Linked DNA regions of Homo sapiens: region 2 is linked to region 1. A link is a loop called in an ENCODE intact Hi-C map of the cell type or tissue named here. Cell type or tissue: A673. All regions are shown on one strand. Region 1 overlaps LINC02086 (long intergenic non-protein coding RNA 2086). Region 2 overlaps TTLL6 (tubulin tyrosine ligase like 6).

Region 1 (4,000 bases):
ATTAGTGAGAAGAGTGACATTGTTTTGCATTTTTGCTGTCAAATGTCTGGCTGAGTAGAAGATAGCTGCATTCTCTTACCTGCTTCTACTTACATTCAATGTGTTGAGATATGTTGTTTTGGTTGAAATATATGAAAAAAGTCTGTCTTCACACAGATACGTGGTTGAAAAAAGGAAGACTATCTTAATAGCCTTTTCAAATAATTGTGGATATTTTTCTTAGATTACATACCAAAACTGGACAAGTATAGTTTCTTAAAGGTTAATTGCAATGTGGAACCTGAAACCATAAACTTTTCAATTGGTCTATCATGATCATGTACTTTTTTTTTTTTTTTTTCAGACAGAGTCTTACTTTGTCGCCCAGGCTGGAGTTCAGTGGCACAATCAGGGCTTACTGCAGCCTCAACCTTCCAGGCTCGAGTGATCCTCCCTGCTCAGCCCCTGGTGGGACTACAGGGATGCGCCACCATGCCCAGCTAATTTTTTTTTAGTAGAGATGGGTTTTTGCCTGCCTGCCTGCTTTCCTTCCTTCCTTCCTTCCTTCCTTCCTCCCTTCCTTCCTTCCTTCCTTCCTTCTTCAGGGTCTTCCTCTGTCACTCAAACTGGAGTGCAGTGGTATTATCTCAGCTTACTGCAACCTCCACCTCCCGGGTTCAAGCAATTCTCATGCCTCAGCCTCCCAAGTAGCTGGGATCACAGGTATGTGTCATGATACCTGGCTAATTTTTGTGTTTTTTCTAAAGATGGGGTTTCGCAATGTTGACCAGGCTGATCTTGAACTCCTGGCCTCAGGTGATCCACCCACTTCGGCCTCCCAAACTGTTGGGATTACAGGCGTGAGCCATCAAGCCTGACCTCAAGTTCCCTCTTTCTAATCTGGAATTGAGAATAGCACTAGCATCCAGGCCCACCTCAAAGGGTCAGACTGAAGTTCAGATGGCCCAAGGATGCACTAGAAAGTTCTTTATGCAATGTAAATGAGAGTTGCCTACTCTTGTCAGGCTCAAGTACCTTCACTCTACAGGCAACTGGCTACAGGCTTCTCACCCTGAGCGGTGGTCAGCTCAGCCAACTCACCCTCTCCACCCTCCTCCCTCCCTCCTTTTTCACAGGAAACTTAAGAGTCAGATCTCTTCCACTGCAAATGGAGATTCTTGATTTGGAGAGAATAAGATAAAGGACCTGACATCAATCCTTACTCTTGAAAGCATGTTGTTACTTTCTAAATATTATTGAAATTAAAAAAAAAAAATCTTCCCCCCAAATCAGTATATTTGAATTGCTAACAAGCCTCTCTGCCTTGTTTTTATCTCAAAGAATAAAATGCTGAGCCCTGCGTGGGATGCTAGATGCTAGAGAACTCCCCCATCTCTCTCTCTCTCTCTCTCTCTCTCTCTCTCTCTCTCTCTCTCTCTCTCTCTCAGTTCTGAACAAGGAGGGAAGGGGTAAAGAGTCCTTAGTGAGCGCCTTCTGCAGGGACAACCCTTCTGGACCCATCTGGATGGGAGCAGCCAGGAGAGGCAAGAAGCAGCTGTATTTGGTGGCACTGCCACAGCGTCTCCTCAGCCCCAGCAAGTGGCCTTTGGTCTAGAGTTGGTCCATCTGGCCCGCACAAGGCTCGAATCCAGCCCTAGAGACGCTCCCCGCCTGCTCCAGGTGGCCGGCACCCTAGACGGGGCAGGAAGGGCAGGCGCCAAGCCTCAAGTCTCAAACACGGTGCGGGGCTGCGCGGCAAGGAGAAACCCAGGAGATGCTCGGGGTCGGGGCCCAGGGCAGGGAAAACCCTCAGCTCTGGTCAAAAGCCAAGTGAGCGAAGGAGGCGATGCAACGTCACCCTGGTGGCCAAGGCAGGCACCCAGGTCTCGAGGTTCCAGGAGAGGGACGCGCTGTGACCACCAGCCCCCTAGGCTCCTGTCTGCTCGATGAGCGTCCACTCGCCAGTTCCAGCCGCGAGCGCCCCCAGCACTCCCGGAGCTGGGCCGGGCGCCGCCTTCCCTCGGGCGGCCGGCAGGGGTCAGTGTTTGGCCGCAGGTGAACAGACAGCGGCCGGGGCTGAATCTGGTTCTTCTAGCTGGGTCTTGCCCCTGCCAATCTGTCTGGACTTGTCCCCTGGCCGTTAACTGGGTTCTAGCCTATCGAGACTCCTCATATTCTCCCCACCCCCGACCACTACCTCCATACTGTCCTTCCTAAGTCACCAGGCCTGCACCCTTCCAGAAGCATAGATCCCTGGATACATGGATAATTACTTCCTGGCCTTATACCAGACAGTGATGCGAGACTGGAAAGAGGACATGGCACGGAGTCAGAAGATTTGAGTTCAAGTTCCTGCTCTGCCAATTACCAGCTGTGTGATCTTGGGCAAGTCACTTTACCTCTCTGTGTTAAGTTTCTCATCTTCAAAAATGAGCTAATGGCAATAGGAATGGCTATGATGCCACATGCCAAGGACTTATATGCCATATACTGTGTGTGTTATCATCTCGAGGGTTTAATAGGAGGAGACTATGGCCCAGAGAGATGAACAAGCAGCAGGAAGTAGCAGAGCCAGCCTCTGAACCCAGGTCTATCCATTTCTACCATGTTAACCTGCTTTGCAGGGCTGTAGTGAGAATTTAAATGTGGAATTTATATTATTCTCTTCTGGCAGTTTGGCCTGGATCCTGGTGGGTGAGCTTTCCCTCCTACTAACAGGGGAAGCAGGGAAAGGCATTTTCAATTATTAGAAACATCCTTAGTTAGTGGGGTATGAAATGAAAATAGCCCACTAGAATACAAGCTTCAGAAGGGAAGAGGTCTCACCTGTCTTGAGTCTGTTGCTCACATAATTCCTGATATATAGTAGATGCACAAGCAATATGAAGAAATGTAAACATGTGTACACCTCCTACCTTCATTATAAGATGGATTCTAACACAGAGTCATTTTTCATACCAACCGTGCAATTACCAGGCAAGTGATGCTAATTACTAGTTCTCATGACCACTATTGAGTTTAATTCAAGAGTTTTATTGGATCCCCTGAAGCTCCTACAACCCTCTAAATCATGGGGATTCAATAACAGTCTTTTTATCAGTATGTTCACAAGATAAATTGAGTAAACCAGCTTAATGACTCATCTTCATGACTTATGACGTTAAGAATAAGATGGGGGGAAATGACAAATGTGATAAAAACTGATGGCTCTGAGAAAATGTCATGGGCATGTGGTTCTGAATGCTCTCCCATGTGGCTCTAGGGGCCTCAGCAACCTTCAGTCCCGTGTCCACCCTCACTCCGCTTCAATAATCAATTTGTTCTTATCCAAAGCATTTTTGAGGACCTTGTTACTCTTCTTCTCTGTGTTAATCAGGCACACAGGCCTAAAATATCAAATCCTAGGCAGATGCATGAACCCACAGGACAGCAACATCGGGAGGGCAGAGTAGAGGCAGGCTTCAGTTCAAAGCAGGCATAGGCTTGGAGAGGGAAACTGGGAAATGAAAACAAGTTGTCTATATAGACTCTCTCCCTAGAAGTCCATTTAAAGAAAATAGAAGCTCAGTAAAATCAAAATCCATGGGCAGTGGTGCCATGCAAAGAGCAAAGACCTGAATCTGAGTCTTGGATCAGTGAGCGTCTTAGCTTTGCCTCCAAGCTCCAGTTTCCTCCACTCTAACTGGGGACGTATTCTCTCCTCTCTCCTGGTTTCCTCCAGTTTCTCTGAACATTCTTTTCATTTTGGTTGTGAGTTCTTCTGCTGCTCTCTCCTGCACCCTTGGTAGGTTCTATGCTGACTTTTATTTTTCTCCTCTTATATGCTCTTGTTGGAAAGTCTCATCCTTTTGTGAATCCAACTGCTGCCCACGTGGGGTGATTCCCAGGTTTATGTCACCAGTCCTGCCTTCTCTACTACTCTTTAAATTTGAAAACAAGGGCCGGGTGCAGTGGCTTATGCCTGTGATCTTGGCACTTTGGGAGGCCAAGGCAGGAGGATCACTTGAGGCCAGGAGTTTGA
Region 2 (4,000 bases), 110 kb after region 1:
CAAACTGCTACATTCTGCCAATATAAACTCATTTTCCAAATGGGATTATCGTTTGTTAAAATGACCCCCTCCAACTCCAGGCAAGATTGTAATAGCCTTCGATATATATTATAGTGCCAGGCACTATGCTAAGCCTTTTATATGCATTATCTCATTTCATTCGCCCAACAACCTTATGTATCATAGCTCCATTTCATAGAAAGATCACTGAGGCTCAGAGAAGTGACAGAAAGGCCACATAACTAGTAGGCTGTCGAGTCATAATTTGGAGGAAGACAGACCATTCTTTTATTTATTTATTTTGAGACGGAGTCTTGCTCTGTCACCCAGGCTGAAGTGCAATGGTGTGATCTCGGCTCACTGCAACCTCTGTCTCCCAAGTTCAAGCAATTCTCCTGCCTCAGTCTCCTGAGTAGCTGGGATTATAAGCATGCGCCACCATACCCGGCTAATTTTTTTGTATTTTTAGTAGAGACGGGGTTTCACCATGTTGGCCAGCCTGGTCTCGAACTCCTGACCTCAGGTGATCTGCCTGCCTCAGCCTCCCAAAGTGCTGGGATTACAGGTGTGAGCCACTGCACCCGGCCCAGGACAGATCATTCTTATTGGGAGCAGGGGAGTCAGAGAGAGAGCCCCGCAAGGCTGGGGAGTGCGAATGTACCTCATCTCCCGAGAACAACACTGCTGCAGGAACTGCCCCCGTTGTCTCTCCTCCTCCAAGACTTTCTTCTTGTCACAGCTTTCCAGGTTGATCAGGACTAAGGTGTCATACAGCAGACCATCTTTCACCTCTTTATCCAACCGAGAGTCGGTGGAGAAGCTTGGAGAGTGGTTGACCTGTGAGGGCAAGATTGGCAGCTGGTGACAAAGCCGTCCAGAATGAAAGCAGAGAGTGAGGCCGAGGTGCCACCTCCAGGGCACTACCAAAGCCCACCTCAGGGCCCTCACTACCAAGATGAAAGGGAGGGGAGAGAGCATCTGGACTAGAGCCACAGTGAAAAAAGGAGGCAGCAGAACTCCCTCTAGTTAAACCAGCTTTTATCTCAGGCCTTTCTTCTTTGGGAGCATCAGGGTTACCCTCTCTTTGGTGTGTGTGTTCCACTCCATCTGGGGTGCATGTGTTCTCTCATATGCACTGGGCATCCAGAGAGCAGGATGGAAGGGGTACTTCCCAAAGGGACAGGCTTGGACATAGGAGGTAGAGAGGAGTGGCATTCAGGAGCCTGGCCAGGGTGGAGGGGAGACATGTGGGAGGAAGGAGAGGACTCATTCCCGCCCACTGAAAAGTCTGTATTGTTTGGAGGCACCATGTGACATTTGCAGATTTCTAGAAGTTTTTGAAGGGCTTGGTCCTGATGGCTCATTCTGCTCTTTGGGTAAGGGCTGCAAACAGGCACATCCCTCTTCCCACCACACCTACAAGGGCTGGGAATGGAAGAAGGGCAAAGCTGCAGGAATCTGACCTGTAATCTCGGGTTCTCCACCCCAGAGTCTGACCTGTGTCACTGCACCTGGCACTAGCACCCTTTGCTCCCTGAAGGGCCACATGAGAGGGCTCCTGAGGACAATTCTATCAGGAAGAGAGGCAGTCACCAGGAAAGCTTCTCCTCCTCCTCACACTGCCGTATGGGTCTAGGGGAGGCAGGAAACTCACTACATGGCCCCCCATCCATTTCGGTGGCAGCAGGCCCCAGGACGCTCTCTGCTGGTGTGTGTGAACTGAGTAATCCAGGACCCTAAGAGTGGGGCACCGCCGCTCCTGTCTGATACTGAACGTTGCCAACCCAGCTTTGATGAAAAACGCCCCTTTCTGGGAGACAACTCTTACAAAAGATCGAGCTGTCTTTAGAATCACTCTGTGCCTAAGATCAGCACTTCCTTGTCTAAGAGGACCTCAAGAAGGCAAAGGAATTCTCTAATTCCCAGCTGTCTACCCCCCTCTGGTGGCCACTTCTCAGCTAAGAGAGAAGCCCCAGGCAGCAGGCACCATGGGAGGAAGTGGCCTGGGAAGTTGAAACAATTTAGGTGAGCCAGGAGGGCGGAATCCTTGAAGCGGGCTGGCCCCAATAACAGGAGTTCGTTTTCGCCCCTCGCCCAAACTTCCCTACCTCCAGCAGCCAGGGTTTGAGTTTGTGGTCCAACAAAATGTCAAAGCCCAGGATCTCAAAGCAGGCGCTGTTGAGTGTGTGGTTGGGGAAGCAGGTGTGGTAGTTATGCCTGATGATGGGGTGGGCCGAGATGAGGGTCTTGATGATGACGTCCTCAATATCCCTCCATATCTGCTCCACGTTGTAGCTGTGGTCCTCCAAGTATGCACTGAAGGTGGAGAGCTTCCTGGAAGGGAACCACAGGCCAGGAGGCAGTGTAGCTGGCTTCTGGTCACCCGAGGCCATGGCATGCTGGAAACCAGAAACTCCTGGCGGAGACAAGGCTCCAGAGCCAGCGAGGATGAACGCCCAGGAACCAGGGTGACACCTGGGCTGTGTCGGTGCCAGATGAGGTCCCAGGAATCCCAGGACCACACCCTCCAAGTCTCCAGAGCCCCAGGGTGGGTGCAGATGCAGTCACATAGGACATGGTCAGGACACTTTCACTTTCACTGTGACCCAGAAAACATCTATCAGCAGGGGAAGGGATGAGTCAAGAAAACCCCCTGACACCATGGTTTTACTTTGGCAGCAATGATTCCTCAGCCTTTGGTGTTCATTAGAAGCATGTGGGCAGCCTTTTAAGAACACTGATGCCTGGGTCCCACCTCAGCCATCTGAGGGGATTCTAGGGACACTAATGACACAGAAAACTTGTTTTAGGGCTGCCCACAAGGAAAAGGCACCCAAGGGCATGTCCACAGATAAGGTTACCAACTGTGCCAGGCAAACTGGACTGTCCCAGTTTTAGAATTGCAAGTCCTGAATTCCAGGAAACCCCTCAGTCGTGGGCAAACGGAGACAGCTGGTCACCTGATCACAGATGAACTCAGAGATGTTTACCTCATGTGGAATAGTTCATGAGGAAATACCTGAGTGGGTACTCAGCCAGCTCTGAGCTGGGCATTACAGAGAGAGGATGGATGTCACAAATCCAAGAGGCAGTGGTGGGGACAGACATTTGCCACCTCACATGCACACAAATGTGCACAGACAGCCAAAGTGGAAGTGGCAGTGTGGAAGGAGGAGGTGCAGGGGAGTGAACAGCAGAAAGAATGAAAAAGACAAGAGACACGGCTCATCCAGGCAGTTTCAAAAGCTCACTAGATCCCAGCCCAAGGGGTCAAGAAGGAGGAAGCAGGGTCAGCCAGACAATGAGCATTTGATAAGGGCCTTTGGTGCATGCAAAGCCTCATGCAAGGAGGGGACACTAGAAACTGTCACCTCTGTCATGGGAAGCCTCAGGACCATTCAGGGAGTCAACACACATGTGAAACAACCAAGGATGCATTTATATAAAGACAGATAAGCAAAGGATACTCAATATAGAGGCCACCTCCTCCACCTGCCATTGTCAGAAAACAGTGTTGCACATAAATGGATTTTCCAGATCGCTTTAAGCCAATTTTTTTCAAGTGGAGAAAATGTATTTAATTTGCCTAATTGGGAAATAAATTTTCCTGAAATAGATTATACACCTCCCTGGCAACATATAACATAACCTTTTCTTGATGACTCAGGCTCATCACAATGAATATACTTCATTGTGTAATTTCATAATGCCCAGTGGTAAGTCAATTCAATTTAATACCAGCCATGTGCTGAGCACACTGAAAGATGAAGATGGCTTGGTGTCTGCCCCAGAATCCTGCCAGGTTTTCAGGTTTCCTGTCTTCTCCTTCACTGTGACCGCAGCACTACTCCTGAGTTTGTGCGCCAGTGGGGTATTGACAGGGAGGGCAGTTGACCTCAAACGCCAACTTTGGGACAGATGAGACAGTCAGTATGAGAAGAAGATTGTCTCAAAAGATGGAGAGGAGGAAGAGGAAAGGAGAAACAAGATGGGAGGGAGA

What was found. Hi-C counts contacts between places; a loop is a spot of excess contacts. Peaks named below come from ENCODE experiments on the same cell type or tissue, not always from the same donor. Only the 100,000 strongest peaks of a DNase experiment are listed, where the experiment ranks them.
Region 2: it touches region 1 in a loop (6-fold over the local background); 95 of 110 quality-filtered maps call a loop at or near these places.

What each region holds. Positions count from the first base shown.
Region 1 is chr17:48,676,593-48,680,592 of GRCh38, forward strand. All of the region lies in intron 3 of LINC02086 (long intergenic non-protein coding RNA 2086), which reads left to right. Among named protein-coding and RNA genes, the nearest start is that of LINC03057, 32 kb to the left of the region's middle. In A673, a CTCF peak has its summit at 1,999 (motif pointing right); DNase peaks (open chromatin) are centred at 429 and 2,019.
Region 2 is chr17:48,789,270-48,793,269 of GRCh38, forward strand. TTLL6 (tubulin tyrosine ligase like 6) reads right to left here. Exons shown (of 16, transcript NM_001130918.3): 9 at 2,109-2,334; 10 at 662-837. Among named protein-coding and RNA genes, the nearest start is that of TTLL6, 26 kb to the right of the region's middle. In A673, a CTCF peak has its summit at 1,945 (motif pointing left); a DNase peak (open chromatin) is centred at 1,942; H3K27ac peaks cover 731 bases.